2 separate regions of the Mus musculus genome follow, and region 2 is linked to region 1. Evidence: chromatin loops called from intact Hi-C (ENCODE). Cell type or tissue: left cerebral cortex. All regions are shown on one strand.

Evidence for each region. Peaks named below come from ENCODE experiments on the same cell type or tissue, not always from the same donor. Only the 100,000 strongest peaks of a DNase experiment are listed, where the experiment ranks them.
Region 2: a loop joins it to region 1, with 20 times the contacts of the local background. A loop is called at or near these places in 7 of 42 quality-filtered maps.

What each region holds. Positions count from the first base shown.
Region 1 is chr10:40,646,726-40,654,725 of GRCm38, reverse strand. Ddo (D-aspartate oxidase) reads right to left here. Exons shown (of 5, transcript NM_027442.5): 5 at 4,795-7,252. The coding sequence ends at 6,685. Among named protein-coding and RNA genes, the nearest start is that of Ddo, 21 kb to the right of the region's middle. In left cerebral cortex, a CTCF peak has its summit at 4,883 (motif pointing left); DNase peaks (open chromatin) are centred at 2,850, 3,925, 4,943, 6,340 and 1 more place; H3K27ac peaks cover 2,874 bases.
Region 2 is chr10:40,968,049-40,976,048 of GRCm38, reverse strand. No RefSeq gene overlaps it. Among named protein-coding and RNA genes, the nearest start is that of Gm48057, 63 kb to the left of the region's middle. In left cerebral cortex, a CTCF peak has its summit at 4,892 (motif pointing right); DNase peaks (open chromatin) are centred at 4,606, 4,930, 5,821 and 6,433; H3K4me3 peaks cover 677 bases; H3K27ac peaks cover 362 bases.

The sequences.
Region 1 (8,000 bases):
CACAGGACCATATCCAAGGTGCTTGGGCCACTGGTGATTACAGCCCTAACCAGCCCACTTCCTGGCTTCCTTCATGCTAATTTATGCAAATATTTGGGGACTTTCTATTCCTTGCAACTGAACCTATATCTAATGTTCTTGTTCTCACAAAAAAGCCCAGGACATGGGTGAGATGGCTGAGCTGATCCCTGCAGGGATCCAGAAAGGGGCCTGGGCAGAGCCAGCTAAGCACTCAGAAGATGTACATGATGCCAGATAACCTGGGTCTGAGTGAAGAGAAATACTAAGGCCCATCACAAAACTGGGAGTGGGTTGATGCCATACAATATAAGCCAAGGTAAGTTCAGTTCCAGGGTGAAGGCTGTGAGCAGCTGGCTCCGGGCCAGGTCATCAGGTGCCCTGAGCTGAGGAAGTCAATTGCTCCACTAACAATTGAGAAAGCCTCTGTTATATTTTTAAGGGATCTGGTTAACGTGTTCCCTTGGCTACTTAGGGCTGTGATTTATAGACAGCAAAGTCACTTAGGATAATAAAACCCCCAGGTCTGGCAGCAAACTGCTGAGATTTTTCAAGAAGAAAGATACCATTTAAACATCTCAATCCGCTTTTCTCCGGTGAGTGATATCCTGAGGAAAAAGGCTTCAAAAGTATCTCCATCCGTCACACATTCAAGAAGAAAGATGAGAGAGATTGAGGAAGGAAATACTAGAAAAGCTGTGTTCATTTCAAACCTTTGACATTAGCAGAGACTGTGGCAGGTTTGTAAGAACTACAACTCCCAGCAGGCAGGGCGCTACTGTTCTCCATTATTTCTAAAAACTATTAATTGACTGAGAAAAATTGGCTTAAATATCAATTGGTGTTTGTGGCCAGCCTGGGCTGCTACAGACCCTGTAGGAAAGGCTGAGTATAGTGATGCACGCCTTTAATCCCCATACTCAGGAAACAGAGAGACAGGCAGAGGCAGGGGCAGGGGCAGGGGCAGGGGCAGGGGCAGAGGCAGAGTATCTCTGTGAGTGCAAGGCCAGCTTGGTCTACATGGTAACATCCAGGACAACCAGAACTACATAGTGAGTTCCTGTCTTGATAAAGGGGGGGGGGGGGGAGGAGGAAAAGAAGAGAAAAGGGTTAGGGAGAGGAAAGGAGAAGGAAGGAAGGAAGGAAGGAAGGAAGGAAAGAAAAGGGAAAGAGGCAAAGAGTTAGGGAAGGGGAAGCAGAAAGAGAGAGAGGAGAGAGAGAGAGAGAAAGAGAGCTCATCTGAATGCATCTATTCTGTAATAGGAATATGTGTCATTTTAAAATAGCTTATCTTCTATACATTACACACAGCTGGGCTGTGGTCTTTCTGTTCAACATCTTTTCTTTCCAAGTGAATAAAATCCCAAACTCTCAACATAACCTTTGTCCACAGAAGCGCCATGCTGACAATGACAGTGTCTCAAAGTAGCTGTGTTCCCCAGGTCACAGCACAGCAGGCACACACTCAGCCACAAAGGCCCCACACTTGAAAGCAGGGATTTAAGAGAGAAATCAGTTGTCCTCTGTGTCTAAAAAGCACCAAAAAAAAAAATCATAAATGGTGTTCCAAAATTGGAAACAGAGAAGTAAAACAGGTGTCCCATTCTCAGACAGCAGCAATTTCCAGTAAAAAATCCTACTTACATAAAGTGAAATCTTCTTAGAAATAAAGACCAGTTATGGGTGGTTTATTTCATGTGCTAATTGCCTGGGTTACAAGCACCCAAATAGCTGGTCGAATGTGGACATGGGTGTGGATATGGGAATGTCTCCAGAAGAGATGAGCCTTTGATTTAGTTCCCTCCTTCTACTGTGGGTTCTGCTGTGGGTCCTGGAAGATGAACTTCGGTTGTCAGGTGCTGGCCCCTGTCTGCTTCTCCCCCTCAGGGTAGCGAAGCCTGTGGTGCATCAGGCTGAATTGGAGGAAGAGAAGCTCAGAAGGACCTGGGTACGTGCAGGCAGTATCTTGATCAACTGCAAGTGTGCAAAGAACACGCACATGCGGGAACAGCTTCAGAGAACTGTTTCCGTTGATTGGGGGAGCAAAGGCTATTTAAACCTTTGGGGGTGGGTAGGGGCTATAGGCATATGTATATCATTGGTCAGAGCCAGGGTTCTGGAAATGCCTCATTTGCACAAAGAGGAATACATGACCTTATAAGACAAAAGGAAGTTTGCCAGGCTAAGTGGGGCAAAGATGGGGGTGGAGATGGGGGCACAGGACTACATATGCCAGGACATGTAGGCCCAGGAATGGAGTGGGAGAGATCCTACTCCTGTCAGTTTCGGGATGAGATTTTCAGGGTTTGGACAGGCTTTGACTCCACTCTTGCTCCAGGCCTGCTCCTTCTGGTACCACGGTTCTCTGACCCACAGTCAGGTTTGAGTGGCAAATGCTTTTATCCACTGAGCTATTTTACTGACCAGAGATGATGACTGAGTTCTGAAGTGTGGCATGAGACAGCCAGTGCAGGCCTGAATGGATGGAAGGGGGGGTGGGGGGGATGAATCTCTTCTCTGCCGGAACTGGGCTGTCTCCTGACCTTCACACCCAGACTGGAGCTGCCCTGGTTCTCAGGCTTCAGGCCTGGACTAGAGCTGAACCACTTGCTTTCCTGGATGAAGGTGGAGAGTTCCATCATCTGCAAAATGGAGATCTTAGAGCCATCTGCTCAGCCTCCATGATCACATGATCTGTCATGGCCCCCTTATGATAAATCTCTATAGAGCTGTATGTTGGCTTTATTTCTTTGAAGAATGCTGACTAATATACCAGCCAAAAGAAAAATGAGGGCTAGTTCTTTAATGCTTGTGTGGGAGTCGGCCTGAATCCCTTGCATTTGGCAGGTACTCAAAGAAGGCAGAGGAGTTAGAAAGCTTTGGAATAGAAGAGGGGGAAGGCATCAGTAATGTGCTGATTGGAGACCTTCCACATGGGAAACGGCAAGCAGGCCCACAAAGACAGACATCCACAATCACTGGATAGTGGTGCATATTTTGATTCCTTGGGTTGATCCAAATTTAGAAGGAAAGACAAAATTAAGGAAGATCTTGGTTATCAATCATGCTCTGAGCATTTTGTGTCAATCCTTACAGAAGTATTGTTTAGGTTTCTGGATTGGAGCCATGCAAGTCTGACACACAGCAGGCTGGTTTCCTGTGCTGCATCTTGGGGGATGATTCCCTGGACAGAAGGCTGCAGGTCATGGCTCAGACCTCTGTTGTCTTACGTGTGCAGGCTGTTGTCCATGTGTATAGTCTACCTCTCATCTTTCAGACAGGCGCTGTCTCTCAGCAGCTAACCTCCAGCTGTTGAGGTAATTTCCAGCATTTCTAGAGAGCCATTACAGGAGATAGCTAATTCTCACAGGCCGCCTTCTCCAGAGTGCATAAGGATGAACCTGCTGAAGCCAGCACACTCTCCCAGCTCTGCAACATGGTGGCAAGGGAGAATGGGAGGGAAGGTAAGCTTATAGCAGCAGCAGTAGCTCTAAGGGAAAGGCTCAGTCAGAGCCCTGTGGACAGCTCTAAACACACACTAATGCCGCTGCACCTCCTCCTCCTTCACCCCTTGTCTTCGAAATTCTGCTGTAACAGAGCAAGGCTGAGCAACAGGATCCACCCCCACCCCCACCCCCACCCTTAACTCCCTATGTGATCTTAAGATGCAGCCCAGAAGGGCAGCTCATGACCAACATGAATAATATCCTTTGAGAAATACCAAGGAAGCCTTCAGCAATTAGTGACAATGAAATCGGGGCAGGTAGCCAGGACGCCTCTGATCTTTCAGTCTTACAGTGTGGAGCTTTAGAGATATAAAATGGGTGTGAAACTGAGCCAGAATGGCAAACAGGAAGAGGTCATGGAGTGTGGGAGACTTGAGATGCAAAATGCAGAGGCTGGGCATCCACATGGTGCAAGAACCGGATGAGGAGACATTTAAAGCACGTTCGAGCCACATGGTGTCCCAGCACTGAGGGGCTGTAGACCCAGGTCCCCACCCCTACCCAAGGTGCTGTTTACAGTCGACACCTGATGGCAAAGTGGAAGTCAGTGTTCTCCATTGGTGTGGCACTCCACATATCAACCACACTCCACGGCATGCCCAGGCGTACACAATGAATTCTGTAGCTTCGAGTTTTGCTTGGGTTACTTTTTTTTTTAAATGGGCTTTTTGGTTTTGTCCATTTATTTTAGGTTTTTGGGGTTTTTTGGATTTTTTTGTCTTGTTGGGGGTTTGAGGGGGTTACACTTTTTTCATTTTTGAGTTCTTGTGGGTGTTTTAGGTTTTTTGAGAGAGACCATAAAGGTGTGGGGATAGGGAAGTGAGGAGAGTCTGAGTTGCCTAGGAAAGGGGGAAGCATGAGAAAGTACATTGTATGAAAAATGTGACTTGCCCCGTGAGGGACAAGACTCCCGCTGTATCAAGTGACACCCTTTGTTTTTATTTGTAACCATTAAAAAGGTTACCTTGTCATGTTAAGATGCCAGTTTTTCATGCTACATTTCCCATGCAGTGCACATGTTCTAAATTGATGTAAATACAGGCATTTCTTGTCTACTTTAAATAGAGTTCAGAATAGTTTAATTTTGGCCATAGGAACTCTAGTCTCCACAATAAAAAGAAAAAGAAGGAAGAGAACAAGGAAGAGGAGAAGGAGGAGGAGGAGGAAGAAGAGGAGGAGGAAGAGAAGAGAAGAGAAGAGAAGAGAAGAGAAGAGAAGAGAAGAGAAGAGAAGAGAAGAGAAGAGAAGAGAAGAGATCACACACACTTCCTTATTTTATTTTTATTTTATTTTATATCTTGTCATTTCTAAATTTTCAGATGCTCTGGTTTATTTGAGATTGATACAACATCGCCCCCTGGTGAAAATTAATAGAAATGAGACTGCTTGATTTAACAAGAATTTTTGTAGCCCATTAAACACTGTTTGGTATGAAACCCCAGCTCAGTGCTCTCTTCAAACAAAATCGCACACGAAACCTCAACAAAAACGCAAACACAAGCTTCTTGTCCATAAGTTTTATAATGTTTTTAAAAGATTTATTTAATTCCTCTGTGTGTGTGTGTGTGTGTGTGTGTGTGTGTGTGTGTGTGTACCTACAAAGGCCAGAAGAGTATGTTGGAAACCCTGAAGCTGTAGTTACAGGAGGTTGTAGGCACTTCATGGGCACTAGGAAACAAACTCTTGTCTGCTGGAAGAGCAACAAGCAATCTTAATTGTTGAGCCATCTCTCCAGCCCTGTCCCTATACTTATGGCCAATCGTAAGACTCCTAGGAGGTTCAAAACAGGCTTTATTATTCAACAACAACAACAAAAAAGTACTTCTCTCCAAAATGTAATGACATCCCTGCTCCAGGATTGCTTACTTCAGTGAACAATCTTCTCCCAGGCCAAAAACCCTCCCGAGGACCTACAATGAACCCGGGACGGTAAAGGTTCTGAGTAGCCTGAAGTTAGGGAGCCAGGTAAAATTATTCAACTCAGCAATTCTCAAACTTACATTATCACAAGACATATTCCCTTTCTCCCCAATACTTGCGACATGAACACTTTGTGTCGTATGTCATTTAAAAAAATGATTGTTTCGTCTCCATTAGCAAATTAGCTCCTAGGTCGCATAGACGATTCAGTCTCCAACAGTGCTCATTCACTGCGCAGTCAGCAGCTCTTGATCATTTGTGGTAATGAAGTATGCAGCCTCCACGATTGCTATGGTAAATCCCTCCTGGCAGCTTGACAAGATAGGGGATTGCTTAAGACAGACGTAAAGCCCGCCCTTTGGGTGGGGCTGAAGGTGTTTCTAGATATGGATGACCTAATCGATGACTCAATCCATGGACAGATTTGAGAATTAAATGAACTGTTGGGAGATGGTAGAGGTATAGGAGGAAAGTTGGGACGGGGAGTAGACAACTGGGAATGAGCGCTTAGACACTGTCACCCCATCTGCCCTGCTACCTGTTCACACTGCTTTCTTGCAGATGTGAGTTGAACAGCTCTGTTCTACAAGGCCCTCCCTGGCGCTATGGGCTGCAGCTATGAACAATGCTTTAGGTTGTTTCTGTTAGGTGTTTGGTCCCAGAAACAACAAAACAGACACAAAGTTGCTCCAAAACTGGCGCAGCCTTCGAGGGCAACTCCACCTCTGTCAGCTACCATGAATACCAGCTGGCGTGAGGAAGCTGCTGCTGCCTACCCTCGGTTAAATACCGGGGGTCCACACTGTGTGGTCCCATCTAGTGGGATGATAACTTCCTCTGTTGGCTCTATGACCTGAGAGGATCATGCACAGCTCTAGGGCTGACAGGGAGCCAAGTATATTTCTCACACATTAATCTTCTCTTATGTGCTTATGTGCTTCTGAGCCAAAAATACGAACTCCCTATCGCTTACATCATTCATATAAGTTAGCATTCGATCCTCCCCAAATCTACCCCATAGAACAAGTATTTTTAAATAGCACATATTTTGACAAAAACCGAGCTTTGTGTTCTGTGTCATTACTGACAAGCTTTCTAAGTCTACTGATACTCATTGCGTAAAAACAAAGAAGGTCAGACTCAACGTTCAAGCAGTATGAAAGTTACGAGACCCGGTTACGGACCTTAAATTGTGCTTTGACCCATATCACCTGGATTAGCTGCTGTTACTTGGTGTCAGCTACAGCTTCGACAAGGAAGCAGGGGTCCTGAGGGTATGGATACACTCCATCACCAGCCTGGTGGCTTCCAGAGCAGAGCCCCAGTGCACAGAGATGCCCCCACTCCCGTGGCCGTAGTTGTGGACCACAGGCAGCGTCTGTTGTCCCCGGACTAGGATCTCCTTCTGCAGCCGCACACCTGGCCTGCTGGGTCTCAGCCCCACTTTCTCTTTTATGTCGTAGGCTCTGTGGAGGGAAGGCTCGAGAGTGCAGCATCGAGAAAAAATCTCTCTGCTAAGTTCTGCATCTGGGGATCGATTCCAGTCTCCTTTCTGTCTAGTTCCTCCCAGGGTTACATAGGACATACCAGGGTAAACATAAGTCAGCCCGCCCCCATCTCGGATGAAATGCTTCACCCAGGGGGCCCGTGCCTGGAGCACCTGGCCCCTTACCGGGGAAATCATGGGGTCACCTACAAGTCGCCGGCTTCCCAGGCCTGAGCAATTGACCACGATATCAAAAGATGGCTGCAGCTCCCACAGGTCTTCTATTCTCCTGGTGAGTAGCAGACCTCCACTCCCCTTTATCCTGGGAAAGAGAGACTGGGGTGAGCCTTGGTAGCCACCGCTCACCCACTTCCCAGAAATGAAGGGTGACTGGAACAAAAGGCTTTCGGGCGCTTTGAGGGTTCACCCGCATCGCATCAAAGTCGGGCTCTGTGCTTGGCCAGTAGAGATTCCTGTGGTTAATCTTTGGAAATCCAAACCAAAGAAAAATCACAAATTGTTCCTCTAATATTCCACAGAGTTCCTTTATCTAGATGCAAAACAAATACCAAATTGAGCTGTGCTTTAAACACCCAAGCACTCCTTGCTCAGATGCTCCTGCTCCTGCTCCTGCTCCTGCTCCTGCTCCTGCTCCTGCTCCTGCTCCTGCTCCTGCTCCTGCTCCTGCTCCTGCTCCTGCTCCTGCTCCTGCTCCTGCTCCTGCTCCTGCTCCTGCTCCTCCTCCTCCTGCTCCTCCTCCTCCTCCTGCTTCTCCTCCTGCTCCTCCTCCTCCTCCTGCTCCTCCTCCTCCTGCTCCTCCTGCTCCTGCTCCTGCTCCTGCTCCTGCGCTCCTGCTCCTGCTCCTGCTCCTCCTCCTGCTCCTCCTGCTCCTGCTCCTGCTGCTCCTGCTCCTGCTCCTGCTGCTCCTGCTCCTGCTCCTGCGCTCCTGCTCCTGCTCCTGCTCCTCCTCCTCCTGCTCCTCCTGCTCCTGCTCCTGCTCCTGCTCCTGCTCCTGCTCCTGCTCCTGCTCCTGCGCTCCTGCTCCTGCTCCTGCTCCTCCTTCTGCTCCT
Region 2 (8,000 bases), 320 kb before region 1:
AGTTCTCCCTAACCGAATCCAAGAACACATTAAAGCAATCATCCATCCTGACCAAGTAGGTTTTATTCCAGGGATGCAGGGATGGTTCAATATACGGAAATCCATCAACGTAATCCAGTATATAAACAAACTCAAAGACAAAAACCACATGATCATCTCGTTAGATACGGAGAAAGCATTTGACAAAATCCAACACCCATTCATGATAAAAGTCTTGGAAAGATCAGGAATTCAAGGCCCATACCTAAACATGATAAAAGCAATCTACAGCAAACCAGTAGCCAACATCAAAGTAAATGGTGAGAAGCTGGAAGCAATCCCACTAAAATCAGGGACTAGACAAGGCTGTCCACTCTCTCCCTACCTATTCAACATTGTACTTGAAGTCCTAGCCAGAGCAATTTGACAACAAAAGGAGATCAAGGGGATACAAATTAGAAAGGAAGAAGTCAAAATATCACTTTTTGCAGATGATATGATAGTATATATAAGTGACCCTAAAAATTCCACCAGAGAACTCCTAAGCCTGATAAACAGCTTCAGTGAAGTAGCTGGATATAAAATTAACTCAAACAAGTCAATGGCCTTTCTATACACAAAGAATAAACAGGCTGAGAAAGAAATTATGGAAACAACACCCTTCTCAAAAGTCACAAATAATATAAAATACCTTGGAGTGACTCTAACTAAGGAAGTGAAAGATCTGTATGATAAGAACTTCAAGTCTCTGAAGAAAGAAATTAAAGAAGATCTCAGAAGATGGAAAGATCTCCCATGCTCATGGATTGGCAGGATCAATATAGTAAAAATGGCTATCTTGCCAAAAGCAATCTACAGATTCAATGCAATCCCCATCAAAATTCCAACTCAATTCTTCAAAGAATTAGAAAGGACAATCTGCAAATTCATATGGGATAACAAAAAACCTAGGATAGCAAAAGCTCTTCTCAAGGATAAAAGAGCCTCTGGTGGAATCACCATGCCTGACCTAAAGATGTACTACAGAGCAATTGTGATAAGAACTGCATAGTACTGGTATAGCAACAGACAAGTAGACCAATGGAACAAAATTGAAGACCCTGAGATGAATCCACACACCTATGGTCACTTGATCTTTGACAAGGGAGCTAAAACCATCCAGTGGAAAAAAGACAGCATTTTCAACAAATGGTGCTGGCACAACTAGTTGTTATCATGTAGAAAAATGCAAATTGATCCATTCCTATCTCCTTGTACTAAGGTCAAATCTAAGTGGATTAAGGAACTCCACATAAAACCAGAGACACTGAAACTTATAGAGGAGAAATTAGGGAAAAGCCTCGAAGATATGGGTACAGGGGAAAAATTCCTGAATAGGACAACAATGGCTTGTGCTGTAAGATCGAGAATAGACAAATGGGACCTCATAAAATTGCAAAGCTTCTGCAAGGCAAAAGACACCATCAATAAGACAAAAAGGCCACCAACAGATTGGGAAAGGATCTTTACCTATCCTAAATCAGATAGGGGACTAATATCCAATATGTATGAAGAACTCAATAAGGTAGACTCCAGAAAATCAAATAACCCCATTAAAAATGGGGCTCAGAGCTAAACAAAGAATTCTCACCTGAGGAATACAGAATGGCTGAGAAGCACCTGAAAAAAAATGTTCAGCATCCTTAATCATGAGGGAAATGTAACTCAAAACAACCCTGAGATTCCATCTCACACCAGACAGAATGGCTAAGATCAAAAATTCAGGTGACAGCAGATGCTGGCGAGGATGTGGAGAAAGAGGAACACTCCTCCATTGTTGGTGGGATTGCAGGCTTGTACAACCACTCTGGAAATCAGTCTGCCGCTTCCTCAGAAAATTGGACATAGTACTACCAGAGGATCCAGCAATACCTCTCCTGGGCATATATCCAGAAGATGTCCCAACCGGTAAGAAGGACACATGCTCTACTATGTTCATAGCAGCCTTATTTATAATAGCCAGAAGCTGAAAAGAACACAGATGCCCCTCAACAGAGGAATGGATACAGAAAATGTGGTACATTTACACAATGGAGTACTACTCAACTATTAAAAAGAATGAATTTATGAAATTCCTAGGCAAATGGATGGACCTGGAGGGCATCATCCTGAGTGAGGTAACACAATCACAAAGGAACTCACACAATATGTACTCACTGATAAGTGGATATTAGCCCAGAAACTTAAGATACCCAAGATATAAGATACAATTTGCTAAATGCATGAAACTCAAGAAGAACGAAGACCAAAGTATGGACACTGTACTGCTTCTCAGAATTGGGAAAAAAACACCCATGGAAGGAGTTACAGAGACAAAGTCTGGAGCTGAGACAAAAGGATGGACCATCTAGAGACTGCCATATCCAGGGATCCATCCCATAATCAGCTTCCAAACGCTGACACCATTGCATTCGCCAGCAAGATTTTGCTGAAAGGACCCAGATATAGCTGTCTCTTGTGAGACTATGCCGGGGCCTAGCAAACACAGAAGTGGATGCTCACAGTCAGCTATTGGATGGATCACAGGGCCCCCAATGGAGGAGCTAGAGAAAGTACCCAAGGAGCTAAAGGGAACTGCAATCCTATAGGTGGAACAACATTATGAACTAACCAGTACCCCGGAGCTCTTGACTCTAGATGCATATGTATCAAAAGATGGCCTAGTAGGCCATCACTGGAAAGAGAGGCCCATTGGACTTGCAAACTTTATATGTCCCAGTACAGGGGAACACCAGGGCCAAAAAGTGGGGGTGGGTGGGTGGGAGGGTATGGGGGACTTTTGGGATAGCATTGGAAATGTAAATGAGGAAAATACCTAATAAAAATAAATAAATAAAACTAGCCAGATAACGCAACTACTGGGCAAAGAATCTTCTGTCCTAATCTTATCAGTTAACAGCTAGCTCTTGCCAACCTCCTTGGCCCCTGCCAACCTCCTTGGGTCCCTGTGGGAGGAGGAGGCTGCATGCCCTACATGCCCCAAAGCCTTGCATGGTTCTTTCTTGCTTCTTCTTCCAACGCCTGGTGAAAGTTCTTATCTTCTTCCTTTCATCTCTTCTCTTCCTCCTAGGACCCAGAAATCCCACCTTTACCCTTTGCCCAGTAATTGGCTCTCACCTTCTTTATTGACATAATCAAGAACCAATTAGGGAATCCACGCCTCCCCCTACACAAAACCATGATTTTCAGGTTGACAACCAGGTGGCACAGTCCAGGGTCTCTAAGAACAATTATGAGGGAAGCCACTGGCGACACAGTTGCAGCAGCTGCTTCAGGCTCAAGCTAGGGAGAGAGGAACTGTGTCAGGAGAGAGAATTAAGAATAATTTCTTCTACCCCACTGTCCAACTCTTCTGGGAGGTTGAAGTGCTTTGAGCTCTGCCTCACACTGGGCCCCTGAGGCTGAGGGTAGAATTATCTGCAAGCAGCCTAGTGAGCAGCTTAGGGAGGGCACCCAAGGGCTGCCTTGAGGAGAAGCAGACAAAGCTTTTTTCTGCCTGGACTGCCCCAGCCCACAGTAGTGGAAAGGCTGGGGAGAGAGCTAACCCACACTGAGAACTTCCCTGTGTTGTAGGCTCTTACTTGCATTGTGCTAACCACCTTTGCTCCCTGCTGGTGGCTGCCCCAGCTTGCTTGGATCTACTTGAAACTGGCTTAGAAGTTCAGTGCACAGGAAGAACCAATAGGTGGGAGCCCAGCCATCAGGCCCAGAAGCCCATCTATGGAAGAGAACTATGCATGCCCGGCTGAAACTGAGCCCTTCCCTATGGCCAGTGCAGCTTAGTATTCTTCACTGGTGGCTGCAGAGAGAAAGGTCCCTTTCTTTGACAGTAAGACCAACGGCTTCATATAGAGGAAGAAATCCCCAACAGAGTACATTAGTGATGGGAGCCAAAGAGCCAGTGTGGCCACCAACAGCCCCCCACAGCTCCCCATAGCCCCACTGCAGCATGGGAGAAAGGCAGAGTGGAGCTTCAACACCTGGGGCCCCGGGGGGATCTGGAAGCCAGAGGAGGGGAGGGAGATATATGTTTACACCCACATCCTTCGTTATTCTGTCATCCAGCTTGTGTTGTGTGTTTCTGTGAAAGGGGGGTGAGGAGAAGAGGACCTATGTGCACACGATGTGCATAACCCACCTTGTTACTGCCTTCTGAGTGTCTGCTTGGAACACTTGTGCTTATCCAATAAGACAGGAACTCGAACTAGGCTCTAAATGTCACCATTTCTAGTAATTATAGTCATCCACATAAACAATAGGAAAACCCCAACGAGGCTGATTTGAAGCTTTAACTTTTACAAGAGTTCACAGACGAATCTATTTTCCCCCTACAGATAGAACAAGTAATTACTTAAAAGGATTGGGGGGAGGGTCCATGTGCCTAATTTGTGTCCAGAAATAGCTACAAACACCTTCCTGAAGTGGACAGAAATGTCTCCTATACATTTGCCGTCACTATAGCAAGTCTCCTGAAGTGGGTCCCGGGGACAAAATTCTACTTAAGAGACATCTGTGATTTCAGGCATGTCAAACTTGAAATGTGCATGTATGATTCTGTGCGTGGGTGGGTGGGTGTGCTCCTATAATAGAGTCTTTGTGTTTCTCATTCTCTGTGTAACCCACGCAGAAGTGGGCATGAAGTGATTAAAAGAAAAAAAAAGGGGGGGGGGAGAATATTTTCTAGAGCTACACAAAGTAGCACAGAGTCAGTGGCTGCTGTGCTATGGGGGGGGGGGGGAGACTCGGTAACTATAGCAACATGCTTTAGAAGTTGTTCTTTCCCTGCCAAAAAATATCAGGTAGGCCCTGAAGTCTTCCCACTGTCACATGGCAGGGAGGGCAAAGCTATTCAAGAGAGGCATCGGGCCAGCACACAAGAGGGCACACGAAGCCAAGTAATCCTCCTGAAACTCCTGAGCTCTGCGGGTCTGGGAAGAAGCAAGCTATGAATAAGGACAGCAGAGGAAGGGCGCACATCAAGAATGGATTTCCCACCCACACGAACAGAGGGAGAATTCTACAATAGCCCAGCTGCAGTCATTCCAACATAAGCTGGCATGGGATCCGGATAACGATCAGGGTACAAGCATACAGAGCCAGGGCAACCAAGGGGACGCAGGCAGGGCCAGGCCTTCCTGTCAGGCTTCTGGATAAGCCCTCAGGGAAATGGCTGGAATTTACACTGAACTCTACCATGATCAGATTCTGTTCTTATGCCATGTTTTCCTCTTAAATAAAATGGACTGTCCCATACAAACAAAAGAGTCGATCCCATAGGGTGAGCCCAGTCTATCTCATTAAGCCCTTCATATCACGGTTAGAAAGTCTGGAGCGGGCTGGAAAGATGGTTCAGTGGTTAAGAGCACTGACCGCTCTCCCTAGAGTTCAATTCCCAGCAACAATGTGGTGGCTCACAACCATCTGTATTGGGATCTGATGCCCTTTTCTGGTGGATCTGAACACAGTGAGAGTGTACTAACATATATTAAATAAATCAATACAAAAATCTTAAAGGAGGAGGAGGAGGAGGAGGAGGAGGAGGAGGAGGAGGAGGAGGAGGAGGAGAAGAAGAAGAAGAAGAAGAAGAAGAAGAAGAAGAAGAAGAAGAAGAAGAAGAAGAAGAAGAAGAAAGAGGAAGAAGAAGAGGAGGAGGAAGAAGAAAGAAAGTCTAGAGCAAACACCTTATCAACTAAGTTTAGACAAAGGCTCCCATGCCAGGAGAGCTTTCAGCTTCAGATCCCAGGAGCAGGCAGCAGGCAAGTGTACTACAGAGAGTGGTATCTGCTGTTTTGTGCACAAATGAGGTTTGGTCAACTGTCCTCACCTAGTTCTCTCTCACCCAGTCTTGATGCAGCCCCTCCTCTTGACTGCTTCTCTCTCTCTCCCTCTCCCTCTCTCTCTCCCTCTCCCTCTCCCTCCCTTCCCCTTCCCTCCCCCTCCCCCTCCCCTCCTCTATCTCTTCTCCCTCTTATTCTGTGCAGGTCCCTTCTTCTTCCCAGCTCTGAGACCTAAGTCTCCAAGTCATTTCTCCTCCATCTGTCCCTGCTCTCCACTGGATCTCATTAAAGTTACGGGTTTATACCTGTGTGCTAATGGTGCCGCTATTTATATCTGCAACTCTTGGAGTGATCAAATCAGTCACACAGATGTCTAACCGAAACCACAGACACAGTAAACCCTGTCTTCTCTTAATGAGTGGGCGACCACATCAAAGTGCACCCCTGCATATGAGCCCCGATAACCCCTCTTCTGTCCAAGTCTCCAAATTGCCAGCTCTAGTAGTCTTTTGAGTTTCCAGCCTCCGCCCTCCTTTCTTGCAGTGTTTTCTCCGTGAGGCAGCTACAATCTTTAACAACAGGCATACCACCACATCCTACCGCTGTTGTACTCAAGCCCTCCCAGAGTCACACCAGGAAGAAAGCCAGAGTGCCCGCCTCTCTGAGCCCAGCGCCCAGCGGGATCAGCTGCTCCTGCCTGCCCCACCCCCACCCGTTGCCCGCCTTGGTCTGCAGGGAAATTCGTTTTCTCTCTTGAATGTGGCTCCAAGCTGCACACTGGAATCCCTCTGCCCAAGGCTCTGTCGGCTCCCTACAGACAGCCCGTGCCTATCTGAACAAGGTGCCCACTGCATCCTGCTCCTGCATGGTGGGGTTTTTCTTTGCTACACTCATCACTATTTGTGTCATAGGCAATTTGTCTTCCTCAGAAAAATGTGAAGCTCCTAAAAAACGGATTTTCTTTTCTTTTTTGTCCAGTGTTTTTCTTTCCCTCAGGACACAGAATGCTACAGTGCCTGGCACCTGGTGAAAGATGAGTCAATATTTATAAATGTTGCCTAAACACATGCACACACACAGGAAAATAAAATACACATTTGTGTAACATGTTGCCTGTGTCCAGTTCTGTGAGTTTTAAACTTTTGGGTTTAATGCTAAATGATTCTTAAAAAAAATCAGGTAGTAGAAAAAAAAAAATCACTGTGCTAGAAAATTGAGAACATTTAGTTAACGCATGGCACTGTATCTCAGGACTCTGATATAAGAGATTTCAGAATTTTAGCTAAGAGGGGGCTGGAGAAGGACTGTAGGATCCTGCCCCACCAGACAGACTTTTCCTTGAGGATACTGGAGGACTCGGCAGAGACTCTCCATCCCCGTTCCTCTCCTAGGAGCATTTATGGGAACAGTTCCTCCCAACCCACGTCCTGTGGGCTCACCTGTTCCAGGCTTACCCACTTCCCTTTGCAGGACAGTCTGACAGGAATTTGCCGTGCCATTGTTGGAGCAGATTCCCTCTATATCATCACAGAATTTTAACAACTACGTTGATGATGGCACATGAGCATTAGTGATGCTTGAACTTTTGCCAGATGGAGTCTGGGAGGCTGCGCTGTGCGGCCAGGATACATAGTCTAATGTTCCAGTCTCCAACACAGAAAGCACGACCCTAGGAGCCATTTAACTCACCTCTTAAGCTCTCTAGCCACAGTTCAGTGCCAGAGAATGGATCTAGATGGTCTGCACTTTTCTCTGTGGTGTCTGATCACACAGAGAAGCACGCCATCACAGAAACAATCCTTTAGCTCTGAGGCATTATGCAATTTACTTACTTCTCATTAAATCCACATAGCACCATGACGAAGTAGGCCTGCTGTTATCCTGATTGCTCAGAAGAAGACACAAAGGCATAGAGAGGTTGAACTTTGTCCAGGGTCTCACGGAGCAGGTGAGCAGCAGAGCTGGACGCGATGTTTTGCCATCCTGTGATCCTGGACCCGTCCTGCTGATCATCATGGGGGAGAGGGGCACTCTCTCCATGAACCATGGACAGGAGAGGCTCCCACAGACCCACGGAGCACCTTCCCTCAGTACAGACGAGAGGCTGCAGCCAAGAAGGTGTGATTTGTCTGTTACACTTACAGGCACAGGCAGAAGCAATATGGAGTCTCCTCACAACTTGATAATGTCGTCAAGTGAATTCTC